Regions from separate parts of the Homo sapiens genome. Here all the other regions are linked to region 1. The links are chromatin loops, found by intact Hi-C in ENCODE. Cell type or tissue: MCF 10A. All regions are shown on one strand.

Region 1 (8,000 bases):
TAGGCAACAAGTATTTATTGAGTATTTACCATGTGCCACCCACTGTGCTAGGTATGGGGAATAAAAAGTAGACATCGTCCGGGCTTGGTGGCTCATGCCTGTGATCCCAGCACTTTGGGAGGTCGAGACAGGCAGATCATGAGGTCAAGAGATCGAGACCATCCTGGCCAACATGGTGAAACCCCATCTCTACTAAAAATACAAACATTAGCTAGGTGTGGTGGCACGCGCTTGTAGTCCCAGCTACTCGGGAGGCTGAGGCAGGAGAATCGCTTGAACCCAGGAGACAGAGGTTGCAGTGAGCCGAGATCACACCACTGCACTCCAGCCTGGCGATAGAGTGAGACTTCATCTCAAAAAAAAAAAAAAAAATGTAAACATAATGCCTGCTAATGGGGAATAGAGATGAGTAAACAGGTAATTACCAAGCAGTCGGGAAGGAGCTTTTTCACCATTGAGGCTACTCAGGGGACCACAGTAGTACCAAGAAATGGGACTGACTCAGACTTAAAGAATCAAGAAAGGCTTCCCTGAGTAAATGACTTGTGAGCAGAGATCTACAGGGTGACTGGTAAAATGTGAGTGATGAATGTGGTGAGGAGAAGATGAATACAGGAAGGGAAGAATTAGAGACAAACACACCCGAAAGGTTCCTGAAATGGAAGAGAATGTGGTATGTTTTAAGAATTGAAGGCATTTCATTATAACAAGAACAAAAATGTGGTGGGGGCAGGGGGAGTTGTAGCAAGATTCCTGGATAACAAGCTGGTACCATATCACAATGGGCCTGATAAACCCTCGTAAGGATGATGGACTGTTTCCTAAAGGCAATGTTAAAACATCGCCAGCTTTTAAGCAAGAGGGTGGTGTAATCATAGTTACAATTTCAAAGGCCATTGTGTCTTCAGTGTGGAGGACGTATTGGAGAAGAGAGACAGGCAGGGCAGGAAGAACTATGTTAGACATCCTATTAACTCTTGCCTCCTCGGAGATATTGCTCCACCGATATCTAGTATTTAGGAGGCACTTACATTCATCCAGGCAAGAGATGGCAGTTGGTTAGACTGAGATTGAAAGTGTAGGTGGGTTCAGATAATGTCAAAGGGGAGAGCTGGCCAGCCTCGATGATTACCTGGGTATGGGAAGAGGTGGAGAAGGCGAGAGAGGAATCCAAGACTAGGGCCAGGATCACAACTTCTTTGTTCACCACTTATTTCTTGCATATAGAACAGTGCCTAGCAGGTGGGAGGCACTCCATAAGTATTTGTTGGTGTTATCATCTGCAAATTATGTTATTGGAGAAACTAGGTACAAGCAGCACCCCTGAGAAAGCAATACACAGGACTAGGAACAGATTGGGAGATAGGAAGGGGGAGGAGGATTTGGGGCATGCATACATTGACTTTAAAGTGTCCGTGGAGACACTTTGGATACTAGAGACTAGAGCTCAAGAGAAAATGATCTAAGTTGCAAATAAAGATCAGAGAGTCATCAGCAAAGATGAAACCCTGTAAGTAGATGAATAACTCAGGAAGAGAGTTGCACGAGTAGAGGAAAGCCCAGAGAAGACAACTGAGGAACAACCAGATATAAGGAGTAGGAAAAGGAAGACAGATCTCAAAGCCATGAAAAAAGAGTGCCTAGAAAGGTGCTGTGCAGCTTACTGGGGTATAAGAGTGAGTAGGGTGAAGAAAGAAAATGCAGCATATTTCAATACTAAATTTGCAGGCAAGATGGAAAGGAAATATTACGGGGGTGTCTGAAGGATGGGGGGCTAAAGAAAGACTCATTTTAAGACATTAAAATCTTGAGTATCTGTTAATGGAAATGGATAAGAGCCACAGAACACTAGATACTAGATATTGGTGGAGCAACATCTCTGAGGAGGTGAGTCAATAGGATGCCCAACATAGCAGGAGGTAAGAACGCTGAGCAGGCGAAGAGGCACCTCATTATTTGCAACCAACCAAAAGACAGGCAGAGAAAACAGGCAGAAACTCACATAGATAGGTCTGCTGGCAGGAAGCTGAGCGGCTTCTGGTGTTTTGTGCATTACACAATTGCTTATGTAATTCCTGTGATATTGTAAAGGGAGAACAAAAGTATTCCACATTGAACTCCTGGTCCACTTTCAGGAACCGCACTAGTTTCTGAGAGCATCACCTCCATTTCATAAAGATCAATAACACAGTGAATCAGCAACAATGATCATTGAAATCTAGAAGACTTACAGATTTCTTTTTCCTTTAGTTATTTTTCACATCCCTGAATAGAAAGGTTACAAGCAGAGGCTGCGAAAGCTGAACAGCTGGATAAAGACTGCATGATAAGGAGCAGTGGTTCTCAAAGTGTGGTCCCTGAACCAGCAGCATCAGCATTACCTGGGGACTTGCCAGGCATACAAATGTTTGTGTCCCATCCAAGACTTGCTGACTCAGAAACTCTGGAGGTGGAGCTTTGTATTAATCTCTCAGGTTTTCTGTAGCTAATTGCCACGAACGCAGTGGCTTAAAACAACAGAAATGTATTGTCTCAGTTCTAGAGGCTGGAAGTCTGAGATCAAGGTGTCAGCAGGCCATGTTTCCTCTGAAAACATCAGGGGGCATCCTTGCTTGCCTCGTCCAGCTTCTGGTGGTTCCAGATGTTGCTTGGTTTATGACAGCATAATGTCAATATCTGCCTCCATCTCCACCTGGCCTTCTCCTCCATGTCTCTTCGTCTCAAGTCTCCCTTGGCTTTTCTTTTACAAAGATACTTGTCACTGGAGTAAGGGCTCATCCTAAATTCACTATGGTTTTATCTCAAGATCCTTAATTATATCTACAAAGACTCTTTTTCCAATAAGGTCAAATTTACAAGTTCTAGGGGTTAGGACTTGCACATATATTTTTAGGGGCCATTATTCCACCCACTACGATTGTAGTACTCTGGGTATTTTCTGTTTTGTTTTCTGAGGTGACATTTTGCTATGTTGCCGAGGCTGGAGTGCAGTGGTTCTCAACCCTGGCTGCACAGTGGAATCACCTGGAGGGATCTTTTTAAATTCCTAAAAAGTTAAACACAAATTTTTTAGCATGGAACCCAAAATTCCCCAAGTGATCCCAATGTCAGTCAAGTTTGAGAACCACTGGTATAAAGGAAAGAATATTAGCGGAGGAGTTAGACAAGCCTCAGTTCCAAAGCTGCCTCTTTGTCTTATCAGCAGAGCCTGCTCTTCTGTAAAATAGAGATAAGCATACCTACCTCATATGATTATGTTACTTTTTGTGAAGATTAAACAAAATCCTCCATGTTAAGCACTGGGATTTTTAGCCATGTTATATGCTGTATGTCTTCAGGGCTTCATTCACCCATTAGCCTGGTGATTGAAGCATTCAAAATGACTTTCTGCTGAGAATCTTGGTTCTGCCTGTGGCATTCTCTCAGCTCACCTGATGACAGGTGGAATGGCTTCCTTTTAGGTATTCTCCTTGCAGGCCCCTCAGCTTTCAGAAAGGAAGTTATTCCTGCATGCCCCAGCTCAATGTCCTCTTATGTCATAAGAATTTCTATTTAATTGGCCACACAGAATATCTGGGTTTTAGTTATTTTCCAGGAAGAATCATTTTGAACTCATACTCACTCACTATTTATTAAACATTCTGTCGAGCAAAATACTTTCCGGGAAGATGGCTTAAAATATTGAAGACATTCTAACTTCCAGACAATTTAAGCTTTTTCATTCAAAAAAGGAAAAGAAAAAAATAAGAAAATAGTATTGCTTATCTAGCATCTAAATATCAGGGACTAGAGATATTGTGATAGTTTCAGTTGTCATGTAGCTTGGAGTCTAGTCAGGAAGACAAAAAAAAAAAAATCAAGTCATACCACAAACACATGAGAAATCGCAACCTTGGCAAATGCTGTGAAGGAAGCTTACATGATGCTATGAACCTCTAACAAGTTCAGACAGAGTCAGGGAGGTTAAGGTGGCTCTCCCACAGATGAGGGTTAAGCTGAGATGTCAAGAATGACTAGGAATTAACCATGGGGAGGTAGAGGGGGAGCATTGCAGACAAAAGGAATTGCAAGCTCAAAAAAGCTCTGTGGCAAGAGTGTATTCTTTTTGCTCCAATGTTCTTTGCTTCTTGCCTTTCCTTCCTTTTCCTTGTTACTTCATGGTCTCAAAATGGCTACCACAGCTCCAGACATGGAGTCCACATTCAAGTAGAAAAAAGGGAAAGGAGAGCAACACTAGCTCTATCTGTCCCTTTTATCAGAAGTCAAAATCTTTTCTAGAAGTCCCCCAGCAGGCTTCCCTTTTATATCACTGGCCAGAAAGAGGGCAAATGCTCATACTTAAGTCAATCCTTGGCAAAGAAGAATAGATCAACATGATTCGTCTAAATCAGGAGATCTCTTCCTTTTATTCCAAGGTGAAATATGACTTTTCTAAGCAAAGATGCTGTTGCTGCAGGGATGCTATTGTAGGCTCTTAAAAGTGTCTACCACTGTGGCTATGGCAGTAGTCCAAACACAAGATGGGGTGATATTTAGGAAGTTACAACAGCAGAGCTCATGATTCATTTACCACGAGGATAAGAAAGCAGAATCATCCTATGCAGCAAGTCACCACATGAGCTCAGGTAAGGAGTATGGCTCTGCCAAAAGCAGAGTTTCTGAACTTAGGCTTAGTGATATTTTGGACTGTATAATTCTTTGCTGTGAGTGGCTATCAAGTGCACTGTAGGATGTTCAACAGTCTCCCTGACCGCTACCCACTCAATGCCAGTAGCATCTGCCCAGCAGTGACCAAGTCTCCAGTCTTTGCCAAATGTTCCCTGGAAGAAAAGTCATCCCCTATTGTAAACCACAGCCTTAGAGAATTCCTCCTACTGAATATGACTATGAGTAATATAATGACAGGGCAGGGCTAGTGGGAGGCAAGGGAGGTACCCAGGGCACAGAATTTCAGTAGGCACTTGCACAACCCTGACAGTGGATGTCTCCTTAAATTTTGTGCCTTCAGAGCCTCACTGGGCTCTCCCAATATCTGACGGTGTAGTAGTAGCCCATATTTCAACAAAAATAAACATTCTACTTGTTGTTTCTTGTTCAAGGATGTGTTAAAGACATTGCCCTTTATGAAACACAGAGTTCTGTTTATGAGAAAACCCAGGAGAGCTCCTGCCCATTTTTTGTCCAGAGAAGAGACATGTTTTTCCTAAGCCACTAATTTGCTTTTATCTGATGAATGTTGTAAATGGTGTAATCTTTTGTTTTCCTTTTTGCATTGATTGTTATTAAGTTGTTTCCCCCTTTTTTGTGACATTGGCTCCTATAGAACTTGAAAACCAAATTTGTGGCTTACTTCAAGTTTGTAGAATATTCATTCTAGCCTTATTCCTGACTATATTTTAAGTTCCTGCCTTTGTTTTTCATTTCCATTTTGACTCAGTTTTTATTGGTGTTATTTTACATTTGATGTATTCTTATAAAATACCTTAAATATGTTTGAAACTAATATCATCAAGTACCCAGCATGGGGCCTGGCACGCAGAAGACATTTGATACATAGAAGTTTCCTTTCTTCATGTTGAGATAGAAAAGTGAGGCACTGCGTGGGACAGCTGTTTGTAATGGCCAAGTGCTCTAGAAGTGTAAGAGTAAAGGCTTCCAATAAAATCCAACACTGTTTTATTTTTTAAAAGTCTAGTAAACTAGGTATTGAAGGAACATACCTAAAAATAATAACAGCCATGTATGACAAACCCACAGCCAACATCATACTGAATGAGCAAAATCTGGAAGCATTTCACTTGAAAACCAGCACAAGGCAAGGATGCCCTCTCTCACCACTCCTATTCAACATAGTATTGGAAGTCCTGACCAGAGCAATCAGGCAAGAGAAAGAAATAAAGGGACTGGGTGTGGTGGCTTATGCCTGTAATCCCAGTACTTTGGGAGACCGAGGCGGGCAGATAACGTGAGGTCATGAGTTCGAGACTAGCCTGGCCAACATGGTGAAAGCCTGTCTTTACTAAAAATATAAAAAATTAGCCAGATGTGGTGGCATGCACCTGTAATCCCAGCTACTTGGGAGGCTGAGGCAGGAGAATCGCTTGAACCCAGGAGGCGGAGGTTGCAGTGAGCTGAGATCATGCCACTGCACTCGAGCCTGAGAGACAGAGTGAGATTCCATCTCAAAAAAAAAAAAAAAAAAGAAAAAGAAAAAGAAATAAAGGGCATCCAAATAGGAAGAGAGAAACTCAAACTATCCCTGTTTGTAGATGACATGATTCTATATCTAGAAAACCCCATAGCCTCGGCTCAAAAGCTCCTTCAGCTGATAAACAACTTCAGCAAATTTCAGCATACAAAATTAATGTACAAAAATCACTAGCATTCCTATACACCAACAGCCAAGCCAAGATCCGAATCAGGAAGGCAATCCCATTCACAATTTCTACAAAAATAATAAAGTACCTAGAAATATAGCTAACCATTGAAATCCTTACAATGAGAATTACAAAACACTGCTTAAAGAAATCAGAGAAGACACAAACAAATGGAAAAACATCTGATGCTCATGAATAGGAAGAATCAATGTCATTGTAATGGCCATACTGCCCAAAGCAATTTACAGATTCAATGCTATTTCTATCAAACTACCAAAGACATTCTTCACAGAAATAGAGAAAAATGATTTTAAATTCCTATGGAACCAAAAAAAAGCCTGCATAGCCAAGGCAATCCTAAGCAAAAAGAATAAAGCTGGAAGCATCACATTACTTTACTTCAAACTATACTACAGGGCTACAGTAACCAAAACAGCATGGTACTGGTACAAAAACAGACACATAGACCAATGGAACAGTACAGAGAACCCAGAAATGAGGCCACACACCTACAACTATCTGATCTTTGACAAAGGTGACCAAAAAAAGCAATGGAGAAAGGACCCCCTATTCAATAAATGGTGCTGGGGATAACTGGCTAGCCATATACAGAAGATTGAAGCTGGACCCCTTCCTTACACCATATATGAAAGTCAACTCAAGATGGATTAAAGACTTAAATGGAAAACCCAAAACTATAAAAACTGTGGAAGACAACCTAGGCAATATCATCTTGGACATAGGAACTGGCAAAGAATTCATGACACAGACACCAAAAGCAATTGCAACAAAAGCAAATATTGACAAATGGGATCTAATTAAACTTAAGAGCTTCTGCACCACACACACGCAAAAAACTATCAACAGAGGAAACAGACAACCTACAGAATGGGGAAAATTATTGCAATCTCTTCATCTGACAAAGGTCTAATATCCAGAGTCTACAAAGAACTTAAACAAATTTACAAGAGAAAAACAAAGAAACCCACTAAAAAGTGGGCAAAGGACATGAACAAACATTTTTCAAAAGAAGACATACATACAGCCAACAAACCTATGAAAAAAAGCTCAATATCACTGATCATTAGAGAAATGCAAATCAAAACCACAATGAGTTACAACCTCACACCAGTCAGAATGGCTATTATTAAAAAGTCAAAAATAACAGATGCTGGCAAGATTGTGGAGAAAAGGGACCACTTATACACTGTTGGTGGGAGTATAAGTTAGTTCATCCATTGTGGAAAGCAGTGTGTCAAGTCCTCAAAGAGCTGAAAGCAGAGCTACCATTCAACTCACCAATCCAATTACTGGGTATATACCCAGAGGAATAGAAATCCATTCTACCATAAAGATACATGCACAAGAATGTTCATCACAGCACCATTCACAATAGCAAAGACATAGAATCAACCTAAATGCCCATCAATGACCAATCGGGTAAAGAAAATGAGGTACATATACACCATGGAATACCATGCAGCCATATAAAGGAATGAGATCCTGGCCGGGTGTGGTGGCTCACGCCTGTAATCCCAGCACTTTGGGAGGCGGAGGTGGGTGGATCCTAAGGTCAGGAGATCGAGACCATCCTGGCTAATGAGGTGAAACCCTGTCTCTACT
Region 2 (8,000 bases), 180 kb before region 1:
TTTTTCTTTCAGATTTGGGGGTACATGTGTAGGTTTGTTACATGGGTGTATTGGATGATCCTGAGGTTTCAGGTACAATTGAACCTATCACCCAGGTAGTGAGCATGGTACCCAATAGGTAGTTTTCCAACCCTTTCCCCTCTCCCTCTGTTTCCCCTCTTGTAGTCCCCAGTGTCTGTCGTTCTCATCTTTATGTCCATCTGTACCCAAAGTTTAGCTCCCTCATATAAATGAGAACATGTGGTATTTGGTTTGCTGTTTCTGTGTTAGTTTGCTTAAGATAATGACTTCCGGCCAGGTGCAATGGCTCATGCCTGTAATCCTAGCACTTTGGGAGACCGAGGCGGGCAGATCACAAGGTGGAGAGATTGAGACCATCCTGGCCAACATGGTGAAACCCTGTCTCTACTAAAAACACAAAAATTAGCTGGGCATGGTGGCGTGCACAGGTAATCCCAGCTACCCGGGAGGCTAAGGCAGGAGAATTGCTTGAACTTGGGAGGCGGAGGTTGCAGTAAGCTGACATTGTGCCACTGCACTCCAGCCGGGCAACAGATCGAGACTCCATCTCAAAAAAAAAAAAAAAAAAAAAGATAATGACTTCCAGCTGCATCCATGTTGCTGCAGAGGACATTATTTCATTCTTTTATGTGGCTGCATAGTATTCCATGGTGTATATGTACCGTATTTTCTTTATCCAATACACCTTTGACACCATGATATCATTATTAATCACAATATCAAATTAAAATCTGCTAGGAGAGTTACAATGACATTTCATTTCATAATTTTAAATGTATGGGCTTTTTTTCAAACAACGTAGCACAAGGGAATAATTAACTTGGTAAATTTAAAGTTCATTTTGCCATCTGGGCTGGGACCACTCAAAAAGAAAAACTTCTCTTTTTGAGCCAAAGACCAGAAAGAAAATAAGATGGGTTTTTACACCTTGGGCATGACAAAGGAACAGTTTAGCTGCAAATCTATGTTTGATAAAAGAAAAAAAAACTTTGTAGAGTAAGTGGAGAAGTGTTTGTAGCTCATGACCCAAGAGGACCCAATTACTGGGTGTCTGTGAAGGAGACAGAAGTGTCAGAGGGCTGATAGCAAACAAGCTCTCAAAGGCTGCTTCTAAAACCTGCTCACACAGGGCAGAATTCTAACAAGAAGCAGATGATATTCACCACCTGGGACCTGTCAGGGAGCTCCAGAGAGCCGGAGGGCCAGCTCTGGGAGGCTGATGGAGGTCAAGTACTTCTGGAGGGAAGGTGTGGTGAGAGGAAAACTTGGGAGACTGATTCTCCTTGTTTTTCTATTGCTTTGCTGCACCTCCCAGCGAGGCTTAGAAATTGCTCAAGACACACTGATTTCCTGCATGTTCTTACTCTGTGGTGGAAGGCTTCTGGGAGGGAGAGACAAACACTGTGAACAATGAGAAATAGAAAATGAAAGTAAAATAGCACCCGAGCTGACTTCATGCCAGATGAAGCAGAGATCCCTGAAGAGTATATGGGTGCATCAGAGGGTAGGAGAGAGGGGAGAGTGGGTGAAAAATGAGGTGAGGTCTCTTGGCTAAAATGAATTTTAAATTTATTGGTAAATTTCAATTACACAGGCTTTCCCTGAGGTGGGTTACTGGGATCAAAACTCTACTGTCATTCCTAATAGAGTGGAAATTCTTACAACAGTCCACTTCATTTTAGGAGTGCATTAGTCCCTAGGAATGTTTAACTAAAAGAGATAATTATAACAGCACCCAAGGAAAAACACACCCTCTTATCATCTTTTCAACCACAGAATAAACATTTTCCAGACACACTGAAGTGAATTTTCCTAACTCCAGGGCTTAGCACCAGCCATCAGGAGATGCTCACTAAATAATTATTGAATGAATGAATGGTATGGATGATCCTCTATGTGCCAGAGAGCTTTCAAGAATTGAAAAAAAGCAAAGATTAATAAAAGGAAACTTCTGATCAATGTGGTGGCCAAGCAGAAGTAATCAACCTTTCATTCTGCTCCAAATATATAGAAATGCTGACTTAGAGGCCGGGTGCGGTGGCTCACGCCTGTAATCCCAGCACTTTGGGAGGCCGAGGTAGGCGGATCACAAAGTCAGGAGATCGAGACCATCCTGGCTAACACAGTGAAACCCCGCCTCTACTAAAAATACAAAAAAATTAGCCAGGTGTGGTGGTGGGCGCCTGTAGTCCCAGATACTTGGGAGGCTGAGGCAGGAGAATGATGTGAACCCGGGAGGCGGAGCTTGCAGTGAGCTGAGATCTCGCCACTGCACTCCAGCCTGGGTGACAGAGTGAGACTCCATCTCAAAAAAAAAAAAAAAAAAAAAGAAATGCTGACTTAGATAGAACACAAACCTTTTCTTAAACTGTATAGCTGAAATTGAAAGCAGGAAGAAGGAAATATCACAAAGTCCCAGAAATGAACAAGAAACTCAAAGCCACAGTGGTAGAATGATGAATGTTTGTGGGCATATACGAATCACATGTGTACGTAAGGGTGGGGACATGTATCAGTCCTAAGCAGAATCAAACTATGACACAATATCATGGATGATAGCGAGAAATTGACTTTAATTACTCTATATTCCTCTAATTCAGTCGTATAAGAGAGATATTGATTAGTCATAGATTTAGTTAACTTTGTGCATTAGCATTATAAAGGCAAATACCAAAAAAGGGAGGAAGGAATGCAATGTTTAATTCCTAAACCAGTAGAAAGGGGAGAAAAAGGAAATAAAGGAAATGTGGGCCGGGTGCGGTGGCTCATGCCTGTAATCCCAGCACTTTGGGAGGCGGAGGCAGCAGATCACCTGAAGTCAGGAGTTCGAGATGAGCCTGACCAATATGGTGAAACCCCATCTCTACTAAAAATACAAAAATTAGCCAGGCATGGTGGCACCTGCCTATAATTCCAGCTACTCAGGAGGCTGAGGCAGGAGAATTGCTTGAAATCAGGAGGTGGAGGTTGCAGTGAGCTGAGATTGCGCCACTGCACTCCAGCCTAGGTGACAGGGCAAGACTCCGTCTCAAAAAAAAAAAAAAAAAAAAGAGTGCACATGCATGAAAGAGAGGATGTGGGAAGAGGTACGGGAATGAACTCATCCTTTAATCAGGAATCTACTCCCACAATAACAAACCGAATCCTGCAATAACAGCCTTAATCCATCTTGAGGGAAGAGTCCTCAGGACCTAGTCACCTCTTAAATGTCCTACCTCTCAACACTGGAATTGGGAATTAAGTTTCCAACACATGAACTTTGGGGAACACATTCAAATCACAGCAACAGCTAACAGTAGTGCTATTCTATCTGTAAAATCAAACATCAAATTCAAGGATAATAATGACAAGGCTGACAGCCATCAACACTGGAATTGGGAATTAAGTTTCCAACACATGAACTTTGGGGTACACATTCAAACCACAGCAACAGCTAACAGTAGTGCTATTCTATCTGTAAAATCAAACATCAAATTCAAGGATAATAATGACAAGGCTGAGAGCCATCATTCCAATAAAAATTACAATTCCCTGTCCAATATCCAGTTTTTATACCCAGAACTCATTGATATGAGAAGAGACGCTTTTAGAGGAACCCTGCAAAATCATGGTAAATGTATGTGGTAGTGGCTACTTCCTTTTCTCAAAGGGACCTACTGCCTTCTATTGGGTAACTGTATCCTAGGGAAAGTGGAATATCCAAACACTTTAAAGACTGTTGGAAAGAGAATCCAAGTTGATATTGAGGTCAAAGTGTCATCATGATTTTTCTGTCAGAGTGGGGACCTGGGATAGCCAAGTCCAGCCCACAGTCTGTTTACCGTATCTGTGAACTCATCCAGTGGTCATTTCTGCAGACCCCAATTAATAATTGTAATAGACATACTTGGTAGTTGGCACAACCTCCACGTTGAATCTTCAGCCTACAGGATTAGGGGAAAAGTTAAGAAGAAGCCTGTGAAAACAGCTTATCCCCCATACTTGTTTCAAGATAGTTACTTAAAAAAAATTGTCCAATATGAATGGTTGAAATTAGTGCCACCTTTACAGTTTGTTAAAGGATACAGGAATGATGGTCCCCTTCAGTCTCTGTTTAATTCACCAATCTGATTTCTGCAAAAACAAGACATATTATTACAGTGGACTACTGCAAACATAGCCAGGTATCGGACCCAGTGGCAGATGTGGTATGTTTGCTAGAGCAGATTAACATGTCATCAGATATATGGTATGCAGCCATATTTCCGTTGCTCTGGAAAATATATTTTTTTCATCATTAGGAAGAGGAAATGAAAAGAATTTCATTTAAAGTGGACAACTGAATCAATTACATGTTTGTTTCAAGGCTGTGTTAACTCCTCTGCCCTTTGTTTAAATACAGTATGAAGAGGTACAGACCATTTAGACATCCATACAGAATGTCAAATTTGTTCACTATATTGACAACATGCTAATGGAACCAGATGAGCAAAATATAGATGCTAGTTGGAGGATTTGCTAAGAAGCATATTCTCTAGAGAGTTGGAGTTAAACCCTATGAATATTCAGGGCCTGGCACATAAGTAAAATTACGGATGTACGGTGTTTATGGCATGATAAGAATCACCCATCCTCCCCAAATAAAGAACAAATTATCAAAATTTGTATTCTCAGCATGAAGAAGGAAGCAAAATGCCTGGAAGGTTTCTTTGGGTTACAAAGGCAGCATATTCCACATTATGGGAACCATATCTGGGAATACTAATGTGACCTAAACACCAGATGATATGAAAATCTGCCAGATTTTAATAGGGCCCAGCTATGGCTCCTGTCTAGCACTTTGGGCAACTCATGCCAAAGGGTCAGCAGGTAAGGAAATGAATCACTGTCTTGGCAGGAGTAAGTCAGGATGCTGTTACACAATGAGAACATTAGGAATATATTTAGCAGCCAGATAATACACTTAAGTATCTTTTAGTGATTCTATATCACGTTTTGACAATAATTGCACAAATACAGTAACTCTGGTCTGAAAAGGTAATGGTAATGAGGAAGGGAATTAGACTGCACATGGTTGAAGATCTAGTTCACATCACCAGGCAAGTCTCCAAGACCACCAGAGGTGCTAGCTGGGGGTAAGGGAAATTTATAATAAGTGGTAGAGAAGGGAGATAACAAAGATCATTTCTGGACTTGAGATAAGCAAAAGTGATGGGGACTGTAGTTTATCATCACATTTTTTTTTCTTTTCTAAGTTTTTCCACTGGATTGTTAGAAGAGTCACTGCCAGAACCTATATGAGTAAGTGAATCCAGGCACTTAAGGTGTAGTCTGTGTTGAGTACTATAATATGCCTCCAGATTCCTCTTTACTAATTAAGGACATACTCCCCCAGCTTCTAGAAGTGCTGATGAAAGGCAGTCCTTAGCTGTAAACTTCTCCTGAGAGATTGCCTTTACTAAAAACACTGTCTCACCCCAAATCACACTTCTTTCAGAGAAGTCCACATCTAGTGACTGATCGTCCAGAGGGTATAAAGTCCTGGAACCCTTGCCTTAACTGGGCAAACTCTAAAGGACCATCCCAGCTCCAGAGCTCTTCATGGGGTCATCTTAGGTCTCTGTTGAGACTGCATCACAGCTCAACTTCTCCCTCTGCCCAAACGTGTTTTTTTTTTTCCTTTTCTTCTACAGGTTTTGATCCCAGGAGTCCCACCTAATAAACATCTTATATGTTAATCACCATCTTCCTGGTTGCCTCTCAGAGAACTTAAGCTGTATCAAACATTATATACTGATACTATAACTGAAACTATAACTATCATGAATTTATATATATATATATATATAGTCTTACTCTTCTCATGCTGCTAATAAAGACATACCCTAGACTGGGTAATTTATAAAGGAAAGAGGTTTAATTGACTCACACAGTTCTACATGGCTGGGGAGGCCTCACAATCATGGCAGAAGGTGATGGAGGAGCAAAGTCATGTCTTACATGGCAGCAGTCAAGAGAACTTGTGCAAGGGAACTCCCATTTATAAAACCATCAGATCCGTCAGACTTATTCACTACCATGAGAACAGTATGGGGGAAACTCCCCCAATGGTTCAATTGTCTCTCCCTGGCCCCACCTTTGGCATGTGGAGATTTTTACAATTCAAGGTGAGATTTGGGTGGGGACACAGCCAAACCATATCATACATTTATAAATTTATGAAATAAGTGCTGATAGAATTACATGAAGACATTTGTAAATACATAATACTTGTGTAAAAATTTTAACACCTATTTTAGAAACTGATAGATCAAGAAGTCAATGTTAGTAAAGATGCTAAAGATTTGAATAAAATAGCTGTTTTCTCTATGGTAATATAATGTAACACACCGTAATACAACATAACTATATTCTTATGTAAGGAGTAAGGAGCACATATGGTTTTTAAATATGCATGTATCATTTATTAAAAAGTTGGTCACGTTTTAGTTTATAAAAGGTCTAAAAAATGTCCAAATAATTGATATCATACAGAACATTTCATCTTACCACAGTATAAGACACAGTAAAATATAATTAATACAGTTGGGCCTTCACAAACCTATATTAGAAAAATAATGATCTATAACAAAAATTAATTAGTAATCAAAAATTCTCCCTAAAAAGGTACCAAGCCCACATAATTTTATAGAGAAGTTTTTACCACAAATCAGAAGCTCATAATTCCTTTCTGATAAAATCTCTTTCAGCAAATGAATAAAGAGAGTAAACTACCTATTATTTGATATCAAAATTAGGCACAAGAAGTATAAGAAATGAGATATATTGTCCAATCTCACTATAGCATGGAAGAACAAATTATAACATGTTAGCAAACCCAGAATTGGATTTATAGTACATCAGGATAAAACAGATTATCCCAAGTATACAAAGATATGTCAACATTTAAAAGATCTATAAATCTTCATTCAACACATGGAAAAAAAAAGACAAAAACGTGAGCATCTCAACGAATGTAGAAAAATATTTTATAAGGTCAATATTCATTCATAAATTAAGGAAAAGACCAGTACATTAGTACTGGGGAAAAAAAACTTCCTTAACTTTGTAAAGAGCATGTACCCAAACCCACAGAAAATGCCATACTTTATGGTCAGATTTTTAGAAGCATTCACATTAAACTCAAGACAATAAATTATTCACTAAAACCACTTCTATGTAGCAATTACTGGAAGTTTTAACCAATTCAAAAATGCAATAAAAAGAAATAAGTGATATAATTATTTGAAAAAAAGAAGCACAATCGTTATTTGCAGATGGTATCATTGTTTGCATACAAAATGCAAAAAGAATTCATAGACTAACTATTTAGAATTTAAAAAGTTCAGGAAGATTGCCAGAAATAAGATCAACATACAAAAATAATTAGTGAGATTTTATTTAACAATAATTGGAAAATAGAAAATGTTATTTTTTTAAAGATCTCATTCACAATTGCATTCAAATTTACACAGTGCCTAGGGCAAAAATAATCTAACAAATAGTATTTAATACTTTTATGAAGAAAATTACACAACTATACAAAGTCAAAAAGGAGCTTGGTTATGGATATGCAAGTTCAACATCATGAATATATGCTATAAATTATTTCCCACATTGATCTATAAATTCAATGTAATTCCAGTAAAAATCCCAATGAAATTATTTTCCATGGATTTGATGGATTTATTTTATTTATTTATTTATTTAGAGACAGAGTCTCTCTCTCTATCACCCAGGCTAGAGTGCAGGGGCACGATCTCAGCTCACTGCAACCTCTGCCTCCTAGGCTCAAGTAATTCTCGTGCCTCAGCCACCCAAGTAGATGGGATTACAGGCAGGTGCCACCATGCTCAGCTAATTTTTCTATTTTTAAGTAGAGATGGGGTTTCACCACGTTGGCCAGGCTGGCCTCAAGCTCCTGGTCTCAAGTGATCCTCTTGCCTCAGCCTCCCAAAGTG
Region 3 (8,000 bases), 120 kb before region 1:
AGTTCAGATCATCCTTGGCATCTTTATAGTATCTTTCTCTTCTGCAGCAGAGAGTAAAGGAAAGGATGGGGAGATAGAGAATATATGTGCGTGTGTGCATGAGTGTGTGTGCGTGTGTAAGGGGAGAGTGGGAAAGACAGAGAAAGAGAAAGAGAGACAGTGAAGGAAGGAAGAAGACTAGGAGAAAAAATACTTAGGAACGGAAAAGAATTAGTACTTTAAGGGAAATGCTAGATCTTGAAAAGTAGAGATTACTAGTGTAATGCAGTCTTTAGGAAAGACGTTCTGGAGATTTCAGGAATTTCAGGATATAGCATAAAGAATAATAATCCTTTGAAAAGTTTTGGATATCTTGGTGCCTGAAGCAAAAAAAAAAAAAAAAAAAAAAAAACAACAAAAAAAAACAGCTTCTGAAGGGTCTTATTTTAAGCACAAAAAAAGAATGCTGTGAAAAGAGGTTGTGGCTAGCTTATGGGTGACCAGCAGCCCAAAGAAGACAAAATAGACTTTTTAGGCTGGGAAGGAACTGAATGCTTTACGTGCAGCATAGACTGGAAACCTGCTGAATTTAGCAAAGCTTGGACTCTAGACTCTTCATGCTGTAGAAGAGAAACTCCTTGTCCTACACAGGACGGATTTAGAGGGGGATTTGCATTTCCTTCAGTAGGGGAGGGGAACACTGAAAAGAATTAAAAGGAGAGGGGATGGGCTCCTTGTGGTGTTGGTAGGCTTGGTCTGCACAGAAGGCAAAGATTGTTTTGCTCCTAGGGGACCCTGGATTTGAGACTCTGAGTCTCCCTCAAAGGCAGAAGTTGGTTTCACTGCCCAATGTGGAGAGCTTCATTTTCTATTCTCTGTATTTCAACTATTGGTAATTTACAGGGGCAACAACTTAGATCCTTCTTGCCCAGAAGTCTCTGGGTACCTAAAACCAATTACAACTCTTCACTCCCGTTATAGATTTAAAAATGTATCTTGGATAATGTCAAACAGCATCGAGAAAAGCCTTTGGGGCTCAAATAAAGTGGCAGTGACCTCTTTACCCTCAATTTTCCCCGGATGTCAGGACACCCTTCACAGGGTGAAGGAGTGTATAAATTTAATCTGGTTGTTCACAGCAGGGCCAAATGGAGGAACCCATTGCTTGTCACTCTGGGCAGTGACAGGCTCACAGCCCTCTCAGTGATGGGTGATGAAGCACAAACTGCCATTAGATATGTCCATGTCACCTGAGGAAGAAGAAAAGGGGATGGAGGAACCCTCACAGAACTACCTTTGTCAGGATGGTTTGCACAGGCCTTGTGAAGGAATGAGCTCTTTCTGAGTCAGTAAAGAAAATCTGCTCCTGAGGCAGTTGATGGATTCCTATCCAATCACCTTTTTAGGAATGTTGGAAACTGGTAGCTCTGATTCTACTGTGTCTCTCTCTCTCTGTAGATCTCACAACACATGTTTGCCTATAGAGAGGCTGCCGTGTTTTCTTTTTATCCAAAGCACAGTCTGCAAACCAGCAGCCTCCATATCACCTGGGGACTTGTTAGAAATGCAGAATATCAGGCCCCACCTTGGACCTCGAGTATCACAGTCCGTATTTTCACAAGATTTTCAGACGATTTGTATGCCCGTTAGTCACTGTTGTATATAATTCTCTAAATATGCAGTTTTACAGGAGAAAAAATCTGTAGATGTTGCTGATATCACTTACAAAAACAGCAGCAACTTTGCTTTATATATTTTCAAATATAAACTTTTTCAGTCAGTTCAGCTGAACGGTATTACCTAAGAGAAGAACATCAACTCCCTCTGCCTCCCAGTTGTAGTTTCCCAGGGAAACCAAACATAAATCGAATAGAAAGGAAATGCAAGGAACATTCAATTTCTTTTACACTTGACACCTGATTCCTTCCAGATTCAGTGTCAGTGTTATTTCCACGGCTCAATTGACTTGTTTGAGCATAAGAATGTGTATGCATGTGTGTGTGTGCTGCCCACATAAACCTAATCATTCTACCCAGTATTAGGTGATTTTTTGATATGGTAACATGCTTCATCTCTCTGTAGCATCCCCTTCCTTTCAGTTCTTGAAAAAATGATGGTGCTGTTTGCCACAGGCACATGCTCTGTGAAAAGACAGAGGAAATTCTAATGAGTTAGAAGAAGAGAGCCAAACTGTCTAGTTAAAGTTGCCTTAATCCCTCTGTGCTCATTACCACCTGTTTCTGCCTATTGTCACCAACCCTTCTGCAGCCATCCCTGCCCTACTCCCTGTCTGACCACCTATGCCAAGGGAGGATTTTGAAATGCCAAGAGGCAGAGACAAGTGCATTGCCCTATCCTCTTTCTTTGTCCACAAGAAGCTGGTGCAGCAGGGAGCAGGGCCCATGGGCAGATCTGGTAAAAAGGCATTGCAGAATCCAGAGTCTCACAAGCACAGGAGAAAAACACAAAGCTGAGGAGTTCATCTGGAGTTAAACGTGTGTGCTCCTTTCCCTTTTTTCTGCCTTGCTGATCTCCTACCTGCTTAGCAATCAAGATCCCACGTGTGGAATAGTCGCTTCATTTCTTCCTCTAGTCACATTCTACCCATGATCAAAGCCCTGTCTGAGATTCATTGCGTGTATTCATTCAAATATTAACTGAGCTCCAGTGGGGTGCTAGCTGCTGTCTTAGTTCTTCCAAATATAGAGACAAATAAGACAGAATCCTGACCATTTTCATCTCATTGTAGAATAATGAAATGAGTGTGGGCTTTATGACCAAAGTGGGCTGGATGTGAATTTCAACTTTGACGTTTTCTGGTGGTTTTGAAGATACACAGGCAAGTTTCTTGAACTCTACAAGCCTCATTGTTTGTGGGCAATAATTCTTCTCTTAAAACTGAGATTATAAACACCTTTAATGTAATGACCAGGACACAGGCTTCTTATGTCTTACATCTAATCAGGAGTTAAATGTAAATATTGCTACTTTATAAATACTGACTAAACTTAATTGAATTTTGAATATAATTTAAAAATCAATATCCTATAGAAAAACGTGAGTCCTAGTTGTCTTACCAAGTACCTGCAAGTCCTTGGAGAAATCACTTAACTTAGGAATTTTTTTTACACATAAGAAGGAGAAATTGGGAAATTTAAAAGATGCATTCTGGAAGTCTAACATGATTTTCCTGTAGGATTCCAAACTTCTGCAAAATGCTATGCTACTGTTCTACAACAAGTGCTGTATTCATAACTTACAAAGATGTGCTTAGACATGTGTAAGTATGTGTATATACATATATGTATACGTGTGTCGATAATAGATGTATTATTTTCAGTCATTTTCTGTATGAAGTTGTAAGTTCCTAAAATATTTCAGTAAATTAAAGACACAATATGTGTTAGAGTGAAGAAGCCTTTCAATCTGTTTACTGCAGAATTTTCCAAGCTATTTTATCCCCTCCCTTTTTATAGATAATGTCTATTAACATCTCCAACTGATATCTCCTTGACTAGTGCCTATTCCTTGTTTGACTCTGGGGATGGCTCCTAATTGATGATTATGGAGATTCACAGAAAGAAAACACTGTTTTCTCAGCATATTGAAATTATAGTTGCAGTAAACCATTGGCTTTCTATATTTTTAAATCTCAGTTTTGACTGCTTGTAAATGATCTCCAAATTCCATGTTGTGTAGTAATTTTTAATTTTGGCTCAACCCCCATTGTGTATCATGTAAAATGATTAATGAGCAGGATGGAGTCACTACGGCTAATGGCCAAGCCCAGCTGACTCATGTGGATCGTTTAGATGTGCTGTTTTGCACTCACTGTCACGACCAACAACTCCCAATATTGGCATATTTGCTACACTGTGGATTCATGATGATCTTCTACCACAGTCCTCAAGAACATCAGGAGTTAAATTACATACTGCTGCCTTTGGATGAAGGCTCCTATATTAGGCCACTGATTCCCCCACTAAAGGTAGATCATCACTCTTCTCCTCAAGTCATTGGTACTTTGTTAAGAGAAATCTGGCAGGTAATCGACAGACCCTTGCAATCTCATTGATAAGTTTCCAGCTCTCCTAAAATGTGAGACTTACCAGTGAAATATGCAGTGGTTTTTGAAATCCTGATATTGGTCAGCAAAGTCTAACACTTTTCCTTTTAGAAATGACCTAGCCATAGGAAGCTGTGCCACCTGTATTTCTAATGCCAAAACTCGTACTGGCATCTCTCTCAAGGTAAGTATCTTACAGTGCAATGGAATTGTTTCTGAAGGGCTACTGATCTCAGGCCTGAATTTTGAGGAAAAAAAAATTAAAGGCAGTTTTTGGAAACAAAGCCTATTTCAGAGACTGGAATGAGACTATCGGTTTACAACTCCAACTGGTATCTCCTCAACTAATCCCTGTTCTCCGTTTGACCCTGGGGATGGTTCCTAGTTGATGATTGTGGAGATTCACCAAAAGAAAACACTGTTTCTCAATTTAAATGATATGAGCCTGGTTGGGGGCAAAGACTGTTTATTGGCCTCCACTGTTCAGCAACTAATGAAATTAATTTTTTAAGAATAGTTACAAATGAAATACCGCATTTAGTCCACAGTGTCCTGGCTCACTAGGATATTCAATGAGCCAGACTTAGAGCTATGGAATTTCGCCAAGAGATTGTTCTTGGGGGAGCCAGAGCAGATGATACAAAGATTAAGGACTTCTCAGCAGAAACACTGCAATATCATGTCTAGAGTGGTTTCATTGTCTATGTATTATAGACAGGAAATGTGGCTGGCAGTCTGCAACAAGTCCTCTTATTTTCAGCACGGGAAATTATAATTTTTGAACTTGAATGCCATGTAAAATTAAGACTGAAAGACAGAATTCATGGCAAGTCAATTATTGATATTTAACTGAAGAAAGAACGTCATGGCCATCAGGGCTCAATAAGTCTTACAAGCTATCGTCCAGCCCTTGCAGCTTCTTTGGTCACCAGAAAAATGACAGAGGGCTGACTAATAGTGACTTCAGTTTGCAGAGATTGTTTCATCCATCATAGTGGTGATTCTAGTTTCTCTTTATAATATTATGGATGATCAGTTGGTGGTATTACTCATGATGGATGAAGCCCAAAAGGGCTAGCAGAGAATTCTGTGAGCCCAGGTAACATAGAAATGAGAAGTTAGGTAGATAGGAAAGTTCCAAAATCATTAGATTTTCAACGCTTTTCGATAAAAACAGAACTGAGATAGAACTTGTCCAGTTGAAGCTGGACACAGATATGGCTGCTTTATTGGTAATAATTTTTTTCCTTAGTGGCAATGAGACTGTAGGCAACAACAACAACAACAAAAGAAAAATCTGAAAAAAAAGACATGAGGACGGGCGTGGTGGCTCACACCTGTAATCCTAGCATTTTGGGTGGCCGAGGCAAGTGGATCACAAGGTCAAGAGTTCAAGACCAGCCTGGCCAAGATAGTGAAAGCCCGTCTCTACTAAAAATACAAAAAAATTAGCCAGGCATGGTGGCAGGTGCCTGTAATCCCAGCTACTCAGGAGGCTGAGACGGAGAATTGCTTGAACCTGGGAGGCAGAGGTTGCAGTAAGCCAAGATGGTGCCACTGCACTCCAGCCTGGGCGGCAGAGTGAGATCCGTCTCAAAAAAAAAAAAAAAAAAACAAACCCAGAAGTCTTGCTTCATGAGAGGAGGACCATGGCACTTGGCCTTGCATTCTGTTGGTCATAGTCAAAGAACCATCCTGATTCAGTGAGAGAGGGGACTACATATGGGTTTGGATGTCAGGGGTGTGGTTCATTGGGCATCTTTAGAGAAGAGCTATCACAATGATCTTGATCACCTATTCAGAGATATGCCTATTACTACTTTAAAAAGAGTGGGAAAGAGAAAAACTTTCTTTTTCGATATAGATTTGAGACTGTACTGGACTATAAATTTCAAGATACTATTGAGGCTAATTGTTCAATTTTGAAAAGTGAAAAGGATCAGAGCCTGTCTTATAATTATACTACTTTTTTTTTTTTTTTTTTTGAGACGGAGTCTCGCTCTGTCACCCAGACTGGAGTACAGTGGTGTGATCTCGGCTCACTGCAAGCCCCACCTCCTGGGTTCACGCCATTCTGCTGCCTCAGCCTCCCAAGTAGCTGGGAATACAGGCACCCGCCACCACGCCCGGCTAATTTTTGTATTTTTAGTAGAGACGGGGTTTCACCACGTTAGCCAGGCTGGTCTCGATCTCCTGACTTCGTGATCCGCCCGCCTCAGCCTCCCAAAGTGCTGATTACAGGAGTGAGCCACTGCACCCGGCTGAGAAATGCACTTCTGTTGAAACACTGTGTTCTTCAGCAAGCAGAAGGAGTCTCATTACTGTGGATGGAAATTAGAATTTCTGCTAAAGGGAGAATAGACCGTTATTTTAGGAAAACGGCAATCCTATTAGTTGAGGAAGAAGTAAGCTCTCTGCTGGTTGGAGGCATCCAGGAAATTGGGCAACCTGTAACGATATTATGGGGCGGGCTCTGACAGCCTTCAAGTCTGGTAGCCAGTAGTCAAGAAGTAAGTAAGTCACTCTTTAGAGTGCAGTAATTTCCTTCCATCACCTCTCAAATCTTTGGGAATCTCATTAGAAGTGTAGTTGGACCTCTGTTTTGTTGTGGGAAATAAGGGAACTATCTATGCTTTTGTAAGGGAGCACAGCACTTCCACCCTTGTCCGCAAGGACAGCGTGATCATATAAGTCACATCCCAAGCTAGAGTAGTGTCTTGATATTGAAAGACTCAACTGACCAACGCAGAGGCAGTAACAGACACTGATGCAGCGGTGAGATGAGCCACCTCTGCCTGGTCAATTTTCTCAGAAATACCAGAGGAAAACGAGTCACCAAAGATGACAGGTTTGGCTAAGTCATCATAATTTGGTTAGTAGCAAATGTAACTTAACTTTATACTCAAATATGGTATATGGTAAGGCTTGTACATGCCACTTATGCACGGCGCAATTATCATGGAAAAACACTGAGGGGGTGAAGTCAGGTTGGAGATCGTGCCAGAGAACATTAGACAATAGACAGAGTAAATCAGGAATAGTTTTCTCAAGAGTGGACCAGAGGCTCCATAGTATTTATGTACATAATTATGATTTCAAAATGCCACCGTGTGTGTGTGTATACCTGTGTGTGTGTGTACCTGTGTGTGTGTGTATTGTGTGCACAATTTATGGACAACTTTAACGAAATCTCTTGCCTTACTGAGCAAAGAAGGCAGAAAACAATTTAAACTTTTTTGATGAGAGAGGGTTATGAACACACACACCAGTTAAACGTGTTGCGCCTTAGTGTAGAGATGTCTTAGAATTATTTCAGTGGTAGAGGGCATAGCTTATCTTCTTCCTTAATTTCCCCCAAACTCATTTGTATATCCAGTAACTCTTGGTTATTCTTTCAGTGTTTCCCTTACTCTTTTCAGATGTCGTTTCATGATGCATTGGCTTCTAGGAGCCTACCACTCTCCAAACTTAACTACTTTACATCTGTTGTAGATGATAGCTTAGAAGAAATCAAATATTGTTGGAGCAAATCAGATTTCAAATCCTTATTATATGATTTTTAAGTCAATCCTCCTGAAGGTAGCCCAATGTCTCTCCCATAAAGTTCATGAATTTTATAACTCTTTTTGTGTATGTTTTCTGCTATGTCTAGGTTAACAGCTATATTCTGGCTAATTTTGGTTGCTAGAAGGCTGACCACTGGCGGGGGGGGCGGTCGCAGTGGCTCACACCTCTAATCCCAGTACTTTGGCAGGCTGAGGCAGGCAGATCACCTGAGGTCAGGAGTTCAAGACCACCCTGGCCAACATGGTGAAACCCTGTGTCTACTAAAAGTACAAAAATTAGCCGGGTGTGGTCGTGGGTGCCTGTAATCCCAGCTATTCGGGAGGCTGAGGTAGGAAAATTGCTTGAATCCAGGAGGCAGAGTTTGCAGTGAGCCATGATCGTGCCAATG

The links. Peaks named below come from ENCODE experiments on the same cell type or tissue, not always from the same donor. Only the 100,000 strongest peaks of a DNase experiment are listed, where the experiment ranks them.
Region 2: a loop joins it to region 1, with 3 times the contacts of the local background. A loop is called at or near these places in 2 of 110 quality-filtered maps.
Region 3: it touches region 1 in a loop (9-fold over the local background); 2 of 110 quality-filtered maps call a loop at or near these places.

Annotation. Positions count from the first base shown.
Region 1 is chr1:208,804,493-208,812,492 of GRCh38, reverse strand. No RefSeq gene overlaps it. Among named protein-coding and RNA genes, the nearest start is that of LINC01717, 80 kb to the right of the region's middle. In MCF 10A, no CTCF peak of the experiment used is centred here; DNase peaks (open chromatin) are centred at 2,422, 3,952, 4,552 and 4,902.
Region 2 is chr1:208,982,340-208,990,339 of GRCh38, reverse strand. The region is part of intron 1 of LOC107985255 (a long non-coding RNA gene); the gene reads left to right. Among named protein-coding and RNA genes, the nearest start is that of LINC01774, 14 kb to the right of the region's middle. RefSeq lists an enhancer at 1,283-1,582. In MCF 10A, no CTCF peak of the experiment used is centred here; DNase peaks (open chromatin) are centred at 1,399 and 4,859.
Region 3 is chr1:208,925,541-208,933,540 of GRCh38, reverse strand. The region is part of intron 1 of LOC107985255 (a long non-coding RNA gene); the gene reads left to right. Among named protein-coding and RNA genes, the nearest start is that of LINC01774, 43 kb to the left of the region's middle. In MCF 10A, no CTCF peak of the experiment used is centred here; a DNase peak (open chromatin) is centred at 3,760.